Linked DNA regions of Homo sapiens: region 2 is linked to region 1. Evidence: read pairs that join two places in POLR2A ChIA-PET (ENCODE). Cell type or tissue: GM12878. All regions are shown on one strand. Links, peaks and the distances in the headings refer to the core of each region. The heading gives the core; the rest is flanking DNA.

Region 1 (5,367 bases), core at 269-5,268:
TCTTGAACTCTGGCTCAGGTGATCCTTCTGCCCCAGCCTCCCAAGTAACTGGGATTCCAGGTGATATTTACTTGTCATCTGAATGTCTCCTCCCAACACTGAAGCGTAAGTTCCACAAGGTCTACATTTGTGTCCATTTTGTTCACTGCTATTTTCCCCAGAGCTAAGAATAGTGCCCAGTCCCTAATGGGTGCTAATTAAACACTTGTCGATAAAATAAATAGTAATATTATAATATAAAAATATTCTCATTCTGCACAAGGCATTGTGCTTTTCCATGGCTCATCTTACTTACTATGAAAAACGACCCCATTATAATCCCCATTTCACAGATGAGGAAACTATTGCTCAGAAAGGGTAAGCAACTTGCCCAAAGACACACAGCTAGCCAGAAAGGCAGTGCAGCCTGAATCCAGGCTGTCAACCACCAGAACCTGTGCTCTTACACAGCATGAGGTGCTGCTCATCCTCCCATCCTTACATCCAAAGATAGAAGCCACCCATGGTCCAGCAGAGCTTTATAGTAAGAACAGCAGGTCTGACTTTTGGAACATAAGCATTGCCTGGCTTGCAGCCACAGGGTGACAGGGGCCTGTTTGCTATAACAAGTAGCACTACGGCTTTGACAAGCTGGGTGCTAAGATAACAAATCCTGCCAGACCAGGAAACTGCTTAAACCAAACAGGGCCAGAGAGGAAGTTTGGCCTAAGCTGTTAGATGCTTGAGACAAGGTCTGGTCATTTGAGGCCGCCTAAGTCTTCTTCTAAGAATAGTCAAAAGCCCCCTCTGGTTTAGGGGTCTAGGAGGGAGGGATGCAAGTGAAGGAGTTTCCTCTAGACACATGGCCGATCGCAGCCCACATGGCTGGCTGTACACAGGTATTGTGAGTAAACGAGGTCTTTGGCTTTTGGTTTCTCTTTTTCTTTTTTTAACTACTTCCTAAAACTCTCAAAATTGTCAAAGATGCAGCTGGAAGAGTGGCCTGGGGTTTTGTCTCAAATGTTCACCTCTCCTCATAAGCCACCAGGCCAACCACACAAAAAAAGCTTCCTGTCCCCTAAAAAGACAAGTTTCCATTCGTTGATGGATTCTTCCTTGTTCTGTTCTGTCCCCTGTGCCACGGTGAGTCATGGCCACCACAGGGACTCTCCCCAGGGACTCGTCACCTTCTTTCTCCTAAAATGTACCACCAGTATTTAAAATACCGCTGTGCCTATCACCATCACACCCAAGCACTACCTGCTATGTTGCCTTTGTAGCTAGAACCCTTCCAAGCAGAGGCAAAATTATTTGAGGTGATCAGATAAAGTCCTCTGCCTGCCTGCTGCCCAAACCCCAGCCCTACAGGCTGCTCCTCACAAGGATGCCCCTCTCCCACCTTCCTGCTCAGCCAGAAGCCCCCACCTCTTGCTTTGCAGCCTCCTTTCTGCGAATGGCCACCTGTTAATCCAGATCCCCACGCTCTGTTACTTCATCCTGTCTCCAACTGTGAGGGACTCCCATTCCAATGATGCGAAAAACGAGACTGCCAAATCCATTTCCACCCAGCATTACTTCTTCTAAAATGCTAAGCATCACCAAAGCCTTGTATTATCTCTTTCTGCCCTGAACAAGACCCAAGATCAAGCAAATTTCTAAAGAGGGCAATGAAATGAACACAAATGGAAATTCAGACAATTCAGCTCCACCAGTTACTGTGTGACTTTGGGCCTTATTTCATCACCTACATGGGCTCATAAAGTTATCATTACTGAGAAATTAACTGAGAGAACTGCTGTCAGAATCTTGCTGCCTTAAACCTGGGTACTAGCTGGGCATGGTGGCATACACCTGTGGTCCCAGCTATCTGGGAGGCTGAAGGTGAGCCAGAGAGGTAGACAGAGGCTGCAGTGAGCCATGATGGTGCCATGGAACTCCAGCCTAGGAAACACTGCGAGACCCTGTCTCAAAAAACCTGGGCAGGTCCACTTCACATTAGCCATAACTGTGGGAGGAAGGGATAGGGCCCTGAGTTATTACTGATACATTCCCAGGATTCTGGCCTTCCATTCCATTTTTTTTTTATTTTCATTTTGAGATGGAGTCTCGCTCTGTTGCCTAGGCTAGAGTGCAGTGACATGATCTCAGCTCACTGCAACCTCCGTCTCCCAGGTTCAAGCAATTCTCCTGCCTCAGCCTCCTGAGTAGCTGGGATTACAGGCACCCACCGCCATGCCCGGCTAATTTTTGTACTTTTAGTAGAGACGGGGTTTGACCATGTTGGCCAGGCTGGTCACCTGACCTCAGGTAATCGGCCCACCTCGGCCTCCCAAAGTGCTGGGATTACAGGCATGAGCCACGGGGCCCAGCCCACTTCCCATTTATTTAATAGCAACAAGCTTACATGCAAGGAACCCAAGGTGCTGGTTAACCCTGGTCAAAGGAGGCCCCTAATTCAATGACATCAGAGCCCCCCGGGGCTTATGAGTCATTCAGCCTCCTCCAAACGAAATGGTGCCAACATCTTCCACCAGGCTATTTCCAGGCACTCTCATGAGGTCCACACCTCGCTATGTGAGTACACTCTAGACTCCCAGAAGCATCTGCTCAATCTCATAACCCCTTCTTTGCCCCATCCTACGGGAAGAAACCCATGAGGAGCACAATGTCCCCAAATCTACATTCCCAACCAGAGCCACAAATCAGAGTCCGCAGTCAGGGGAGAAAGGGTCAGGGCAGGCAGCTCAGTAAGAAGGGGGTTTCCCATGGCTGTCTCTTGGTCTTGTTTCCCATAACTGGGAGCCTAGACACTCATACCTAGTATCAGCAGCCCCACATCTGAGCTGGCAACCTCAAGTCTGAGGACCCCTTCCCTGGCAGGGGTCCAGGTGCCCCCAAGCAGGCCGGGACTGCCAGGCTTTACATCAGAGAACTGAGTTTCAGTTACCACGGTGAAGGCTGACAGCACAGAGCACAGTTCCGTGCAAATCAAGACACATTTCCCAAGTCCCTACACACCTCAGTACAGAGATGAGTCAGCTGCGCGGCCTGATGAGCCTTCATTCACACCTCACCAGCACCTTCTATGAGTTTACTCATCCACAAACTCCCCCACTAAGCTGGCTTTCTGGAGCACAATACATCTCTCATTCACTCTTATATTCCAGAACAGTGCCTGGCACGAAACCCGGCCAGGAGGGCGGAGGGGGAAGTAGGAGGACACCTGTTTGCTGAGTTGGTGCATTAATTCTCTCCTGCGGCCCAGCACTGAAAAAACAGCCCCATGCCCCTGCTTACCTCCTTGACCCCAAGGCCAACCATCCTCCCCTGACACTGTGTTCCAGGCACACCAGCCTCCTCCTGGCCCTTGACCACACCAAGCTCGATTCTGCCTCAGGGCTCTTGCACAAGCCAGTCCCTCTGCCGGGAACACTCCTCCAGGCTACAGTGGCCTTCTCATCTTTCAAGACTCAGCTCAAAAGTCACCCTCTCTGGGAAGGCCTTTCCCGATCACCCCATCTAAAGAAGTCACCTCTTCCATACCCCCACCTCTCTCTAACCCACTTCCAGTTTTCTTCTGAGAGCACGTCTGTCTGTTTGGCATGTGTATTATCTTTCTCTTTCCACTGAAGGAAGCCCTCTATTTTCTTCCTTGCTCCTTCCTCAGTGCCTAAAACAGTGCCTAAAACAAACCTGATATTGAGCAGATGCTCAATAAATCGTCACTGGAGTGGGCCCGGCACGGTGGCTCACGCCTTTACAGCACTTTGGGAGGCCAAGGTAGGGAGATCACTTGAGGCCAGGAGTTTGAGACCAGCCTGGCCAACATGGCAAAACCTGTCTTTACTAAAAGTACAATAATTAGCTGGGTGTAGTGTGCGTGCCTGTGCTCCCAGCTACTCAGGAGGCTGAGGCACAAGAATCGCTTGAACCCGGGAGGCAGAGGTTGCAGTGACCCAAGATTGTGCCACTGCACTCCAGCCTGGGGGACAGGGTGAGTCTCTGTCTGAAATTTAAAAAAAAAAAAGTCACTGAATGAATGCACAGAAGAGAGAAATAGCAAATTCAAGATAAGGAATATCTAACAAGGTCAAAAAATGGGGAGAATAAAGGAGAGAAGAAGAAAGGTACAAAGGTCAGAAAGAATTGTAAAAAATATGAGATACTTACCCAGGAGTACAATTTTTAAAACAGCTATCATTCAACAGGAGTTAAATGGAGGGGCTAGGTGTGGTGGCTCACGCCTGTACTCCCAGTACTTTGGGAGGCTGTGGTGGGCAGATCACCTGAGGTCAGGAATTTGAGATCAGCCTGGCCAATATGGTGAAACCCTGTCTCTACTAAAAATACAAAACTTAGGCCTGGCGCAGTGGCTCACACCTGTAATCCCAGCACTTTGGGAGGCCGAGGTGGGTGGATCACGAGGTCAGGGGTTTGAGATCAGCCTGACCAACATGGTGAAACCCTGTCTCTACTAAAAATATAAAAATTAGCTGGGCGTGGTGGCGGGCACGTGTAATCCCAGCTACTCAGGAGGCTGAGGCAGGAGAATTGCTTGAACCCGGGAAGCAGAGGTTGCAGTGAGCCGAGATCGCACCACTGCACTCCAGCCTGGGCCACAGAGCGAGAGTCTGTCTCAAAAAAAAAAAAAAAAAAACACAAACAAAAACAAAACTTAGCTGGGCATGGTGGTGTGCACCTGTAATCCCAGCTACTCAGGAGGGTGAGACAGAAGGATCACTTGAATCTGGAAGGTGCAGGCTGCAGTGAACTGAGATCACACCACTGCACTCTAGTCTGGGCAACAGAGCGATACTCCGCCTCAAAAAAAAAAAAATGGGAGAACAGTTTGGCAAGTCTTAACACACACACACACACACACACACACACACACACACACACACTCCATCTCCATGCTCTTTGATCCAGTAATTCCATTCCTGGGAATTATCCCAAGAAAACAAATTCAGAATAGGAACAAAAATAAAGCGCCTATATAAAGACGATTCCATTCACATTGTTTATAATTGCAGAAATCTAGAAACTACTGAAATGTCCAATAACACGGAAAATGCTTTGCCAAATTACAGCAGATCCACTAGACACACTCTCATGTGGCAACTAAAATGACCAAAAGGAAGATAATAGGGAAACATGGAAAAGTGTTTTGGAGTAATGCTACGTGAAAGGCGGGGGACAGTGGGGGAAACACTGAACTCCTTCTAAGTACCAGGCACTGTCCAGCACTCCTTCTGTATCTTGGTTCTCAAAAGAATCCAAAATTAACCTACTCTTATCCCCTTTTAACTAACAAGAAAACTGAGGTCCAGAGAGCTAAAGAACTTGCCCAAGGTCACAGAGCTGGCAAGGAATGGAGTCAGAATACGA
Region 2 (5,367 bases), core at 286-5,285, 75 kb before region 1:
AGGCAGAGGCTGGTGGCCACCCATGAGCCCCCTGCCCTACCCAGGGCGGCTGACACTGCCCACCTCAGGACATGAGCGTCATGGGCAACACTGGTCAGAACAGAGAGCTGGGTTAAATAAAAGGCAGCCTTCCTACCAGCCTGGCCAACATGGCAAAACCCTGTCTCTACCAGAAATACAATAATTAGCCAAGCATGGTGGCGCATGCCTGTAGTCCTAGCTACTTGGGAGGCTAAGGTGGGAGGATCGCTTGAGCCCAGGAGGTCAAGGCTGCAGTGAGCCATCATCACACCACCGTACTCCAGCCCGGGTGACAGAACAAGACCCTGTCTCGGGTAAAAAAGAAGGCTTTCCTGCCAGGGTGGGGTCAGGGAGTTGGTAATTGCTAATATGGAAGACCTGCTGGTTTGGGGAGAATGGGTAACCTCCCACCTAGGATGCTTCCAGCGAAGAATCCAACTGCCTGGGTTGGGATCCAAGGGCTCAGTCACACCCTAGCTCTGTGACCTTGGACAAGTTACTTAACCCCCTATAAAAGTCTCCATCTTGTCAAAGGTCTCCATCTTGTCCTCCAGAAAAATGGGGATAATAGAAGCTGACTCTCAGAGAGACGGAAGAAATGACGCATTTGGCACATGGTGAGCACCACAAGTGTAGCCATGACCACTGAGCAGCAGCAGTATTGGCCAGGGTCCTGGACTCGGATTCCCAGTAGGCTTTCAGGGATCCACACCCTGAAATGTATGCAAATTTCAGATATGCAAGTCTGTGTATTTTCTAGAGTTATTGTCCAAAGCTTTCAAAAGACTCGCAAATGGCTAAAACTTCAAATAAGAAAAGCTTACACAAGGACAGCCTGACTTGGGTAAACCCGACAAACACTGGGCTCTGGCTGGGTGCCCAGCATTGGACTGGGGAACACGGGATACAGAGAAGCACAAGGAGGGCATGGCCCAGTTCTGATGAAAAATAAGGGACTCGCATTCCCAACAGAGGCCAGTTAGGCTCGACAGATGGAAACGAGCTCACTGCCAGAAGACCAGGGAGTTGCCTGGCTTGGCTACGGCCAAGTGACCCAGGGACCCAGGGAGAGCTCCTGAAATGTTGCTAAGACTCTGGTGGCCTCCTAATGGTGACTTCCAAGTGTCCCCCCAAAATAAGTACCACCTTCACAGTCTCTTACAGGAACCTGTCTTCTGGAGACACTTCTCAACCCTGCTGTCCCTCATGGTTGTGGTGTTAATTCATTCCTTTTCCTTTCATCTGTAAATATAGGTTGTGCATTTCGAATCCAAAAACCCAAAATCCGAAACGCTTCCAAAGACCCAGAAGCTGAACCTCTCCAAAATCTAAAACATTTTGAGCACTGACATGATGCTCCAAAGAAATGCTCACTGGAGCATTTTGGATTTTGAACTTTTGGGTTTGGGATGCTTAGCCATTAAGTATAATACAAATATTCCAGAATTCTAAAAAATCCAAAATCCAAAACACTTTGGACCTCAAGCATTTCAAACAAGGGATACTCAGCCTGTATCTCACTATATTTTTCTTTTTTTTTTTTTGAGATGGTCACCAAGGCTGGCAGGCTGGGGTGCAGTGGCACGATCTTGGCTCACTGCAACCTCCGCCTCCTGGGTTTAAGTGATTCTTGTGCCTCAGCTTCCCAAGTAGTTGGAAGTATAGGCGCATGCCACCATAAAGGGCTAATTTTTGTATTTTTAGTAGAGACGGGTTTTCGCCATGTTGGACAGGCTGGTCTCCAACTTCTGACCTCAGATGATCTGCCCACTTCTGCCTCCCAAAGTGTTGGGATTACAGGCATGAGCCAGCACTTTCGGAGGCTAAGGTGGGCAGATCACTTGATCTGAGTATAAAACAAAACACTTAGGACCACTGCACCGGGACCTTAGCACATTTTTCTAAAGAGCAAGGACTCTTGTTAACAGAGTCACAATATTTTACGAAGAAAAAAATGATGAATTAATAATTTTTAATTTCAAATATCTAGAAAGGCTCCAAATTTTCAATTAGAATAAAAGCTTATAACCAGTTTGGGGCCATAGACCCTTTTAGAAATCTAGGGAGGCCCATGATCTCTTTCAAAGAACAATACTTTCATTTATTTCTTTTTTTATCTTTATCTTTTTTTTTTTTTTTTGAGATGGGGTCTCACTATGTTGCCTAGGCTGGTCTTGAACTCCTGGGCTCAAGCAATCCTCCCACCTCAGCCTCTCAAAGTCCTGGGATTACAGGCGTGAGCCATCGCACCTGGACAGAACAATACTTTGAAATGTATAAAACGACACACTTCGAATTATAAAGGAAATCAATTCTATTTAAACACATTTATCAAATTACTGAAAACTGTGATAGACAGCCAGTCATGGTGGCTCACGCCTGTAATCCCAGCACTTTGGGACGCCAAGGCAGGTGGATCACTTAAAATCAGAGGTTCGAGACCAGCCTGGTCAATATGGTGAAATGCTGCCTCTACTAAAAATACAAAAATTAGCCAGGCATGGTGGCACACGCCGGTAATCCCAGCTACTCGGGAGGCTGAGGCAGGAGAATCACTTGAACCCAGGAGGCAGAGGTTGCAGGAAGCCAAGATCATGCCACTGCACCCCAGCCTGCCAGCCTTAGTGATCGTCTCAAATAAAAAGAAAAAAAAGAAAAATATATTGAGATACAGGCTGAGTATCCCTTGTCTGACTGCACTTCAGCCTGGGTGACAGAGCAAGACTCTGTCTCAAAAACAAAACAAAACAAAACAAAAAAAACCTGTGATAGAGTCATAAAAGCTTCTTTATTAAAGTATTAAACATCCAACAGTGCATCTAATAACTGCCATAACTTTAAAGTTGTGACAAGTGGAAACTGCTTTTTCAGATAGCTCCACAACTGTGATTCCTACTGGTGACCGAGTCACAGGTGTTTGTTAAGATAACTGTGCCTCATTGCCTACAATCAAGTGGAATGACATGCTAAATTCCAGTTAAGGTTAATGAAAATAAAAGTGCAATTTTCTTCCCCATCTACGTTCATCGATGGACCCCCTGAATTCTATCCACAGACGCCAGGTCAAGAACTCCTGTGGCTAGAGAGATGTGAGCATGAAATGAGACCCATAATAATGAAACCACTGCTACCACATCAGCGTTTTTGAAATTTCCCCCAGAAAACTAGTTTGGCCCCAGGCTCACCAACAATCTGACAGAGCCAGATTCAACCCCCTTGGGGTTACTTACCCCTCTCCCATGGCCCCTGCTCCCTTCAGGGTACTAGGGGCTCAGTGGCAAGTGCAGACAGCTGCTGGAGAGGGAGCGCTGAGTCAGAATCAAAATAATTCCACACTCTCAACTGTACAGTTTTTATGTCTGATGAAACCACAGACCCAGAGGCTGATCCCCTGACATTCCTGCACCCCATGCCCCTCAGGTGCCCAGAGCAGACCCTGCTAATCAAACACACTGCTGAGGTTCAGGACTCTGAGTCTACTTGCTGTCCTATTATGGAACCTAAGCCCTGGGGAGCACCTACAGAGCATGAAGCTCACAACCGTAGACACACGAGTGAGCTTTTATCCTACAGGTCTAAGAGGATGCACTCATGTGCCCTATCCTGGCTTACCCCACTCTGATCCATCCCGCCCAGTGAGACCAGAGGCAAATTCCAAAACCAGGGCTCCAACTTCCCCCAGCCCCCCAGCTCCGTTCCATAGCCCCTGGCCCTGCCCACCAGGCACGCACTCACCCAGCAGCTATTCCTCCAATACCTGCTGGAGTTTCCTACCCAGGCCAAGTCAGAGTCCGCCTCTCCCCTTCCTGGTGTGTTGTGTGTGACTCTTTCAGAGCCCTGATCATGGAGTTACTATCATACTACAGTTAACAGCTTCTGCCTCAGTCTCCCCCAATAGACACGAGCTCCCAGGCTTCTGAGTTGAACACATCTGGGTTCAAATCCACCATATACTAGGCTGCACTGCCCCAAGGAAGATAATTAATTTTTCTGAGTCTCAGTTCACCCACCTGTAAACAGGAACGATGACACCTAGCTCATATTCAACTACAGCATGGAGACCTCCAAAAGACTAGGTTAGATCTCCCTATAATTACACATCAGTGCAGGGACCGTATTTCCCTCATATCCCCAGTTCCTACTACAGCACCTGGCATAAAACATATGCTCAGGAGTGCCAGAGGAAGAAAATGTGTGGTTCTTATCCCCATGTTTCTCACAGCCAGCCCTTCCCTCCATTCCACGCGGCTCTGAAACCACCACTTCAAAGGGCTGACCAGAGACAGGACTATAAATCAAACAGCTGTGCAAACTCAAAACCACTCTTTTCCACATTAACTGGAGAGGTCAGGCTGCTGGCACTAAAAGCAGCAGCACTAGAGCCCTTCTGTCACTGGCACATGGCCTTCAAGGGTCCTGCCTCTGGGAGTGATTCCTAACATATGCCATTTGCACAAGACTTTCGCCACCACAGGCCAACATTGAGATTAGCCCACCTGGCCTTAGCCTGAGCCAGCGTTTGGGCCTTCCCCAGTCCAGCCTCCCCACAACCTGCCTGCCCTTTTCAGCTTTGAGGCACTCGGTCCCCTGCTAAGCAAGCTCTTCCCAGTGACTCTCCGCCTACAAGGATCAGCTCAGACACCACTTCCTCCAGGAAGCCTTCCTCAAGCCCTCCAGCCCCCTGCCCAGATCACATATCGCAGTTCTGATTTTTCACGCTTGTCTGCTTCCCTCTTCAGGCTGGAAACTCTGGGAGGTGGGGGTCCAGCTGGTGTTCTTGGTCACCAGCAGACCTCAGGAGCCAGCACAGCACCCAGCACATGGGCTGCTTTTTCTCTTTTTTCATAATAGAGATGGGGTCTTGCCATGCTGCCCAGGCTGGTCTCTAACTCCTAGGCTCAAGTGATCCTCTTGTGTTAGCTTCCCAAAGTGCTGGGATTAAAGGCATGAGCCACCACACCTGGCCTGGTTTGCTATTTTAAAACCTTTGTTGAAAGGATGAACACACAAACACAATACATTGTGCCAGACAGGCACACAAAGTTTATCAAATGGCAGCGAAAAACAAACACCAACTGGGCAAGTGATGAGACAGGGGTCTGAACATCTCAAAAGCCAGGACAGCTTCCCTAGAAGAGGAGCAAGCGGTTTCTTTTTTTAAAGGCCGGTAGAGATCCCCGCTAGACAGCCCAAAGCAGGCCCATGGGTAGAACTGTGCAGAACTTGAAGTGATTCTTCTTTGCACCCAGATAACCCATAAACCTGGCTAGCTGTGCCTGAGACAAGGAAAAGGGAAGACATGCAGTGCAGCACGACCCAGCTACTGGCAGGTCTGGTGTCCTGGCA

The links. ChIA-PET counts read pairs that join two places held together with the same protein. Peaks named below come from ENCODE experiments on the same cell type or tissue, not always from the same donor. Only the 100,000 strongest peaks of a DNase experiment are listed, where the experiment ranks them.
Region 2: POLR2A ChIA-PET joins it to region 1 with 11 read pairs; 5 of 35 experiments call an interaction of 5 or more read pairs at or near these places.

What each region holds. Positions count from the first base shown.
Region 1 is chr17:27,469,510-27,474,876 of GRCh38, reverse strand. All of the region lies in intron 1 of KSR1 (kinase suppressor of ras 1), which reads right to left. Among named protein-coding and RNA genes, the nearest start is that of KSR1, 16 kb to the right of the region's middle. RefSeq lists enhancers at 890-1,219, 1,240-1,289, 1,511-2,275, 2,276-3,040. In GM12878, for the core only: no CTCF peak of the experiment used is centred there; DNase peaks (open chromatin) are centred at 1,066, 2,496 and 2,966; H3K4me3 peaks cover 1,080 bases; H3K27ac peaks cover 4,169 bases.
Region 2 is chr17:27,545,024-27,550,390 of GRCh38, reverse strand. The region is part of intron 1 of KSR1 (kinase suppressor of ras 1); the gene reads right to left. All of the region lies in intron 1 of LOC124903960 (a long non-coding RNA gene), which reads left to right. Among named protein-coding and RNA genes, the nearest start is that of LGALS9, 83 kb to the left of the region's middle. In GM12878, for the core only: no CTCF peak of the experiment used is centred there; a DNase peak (open chromatin) is centred at 3,210; H3K27ac peaks cover 85 bases.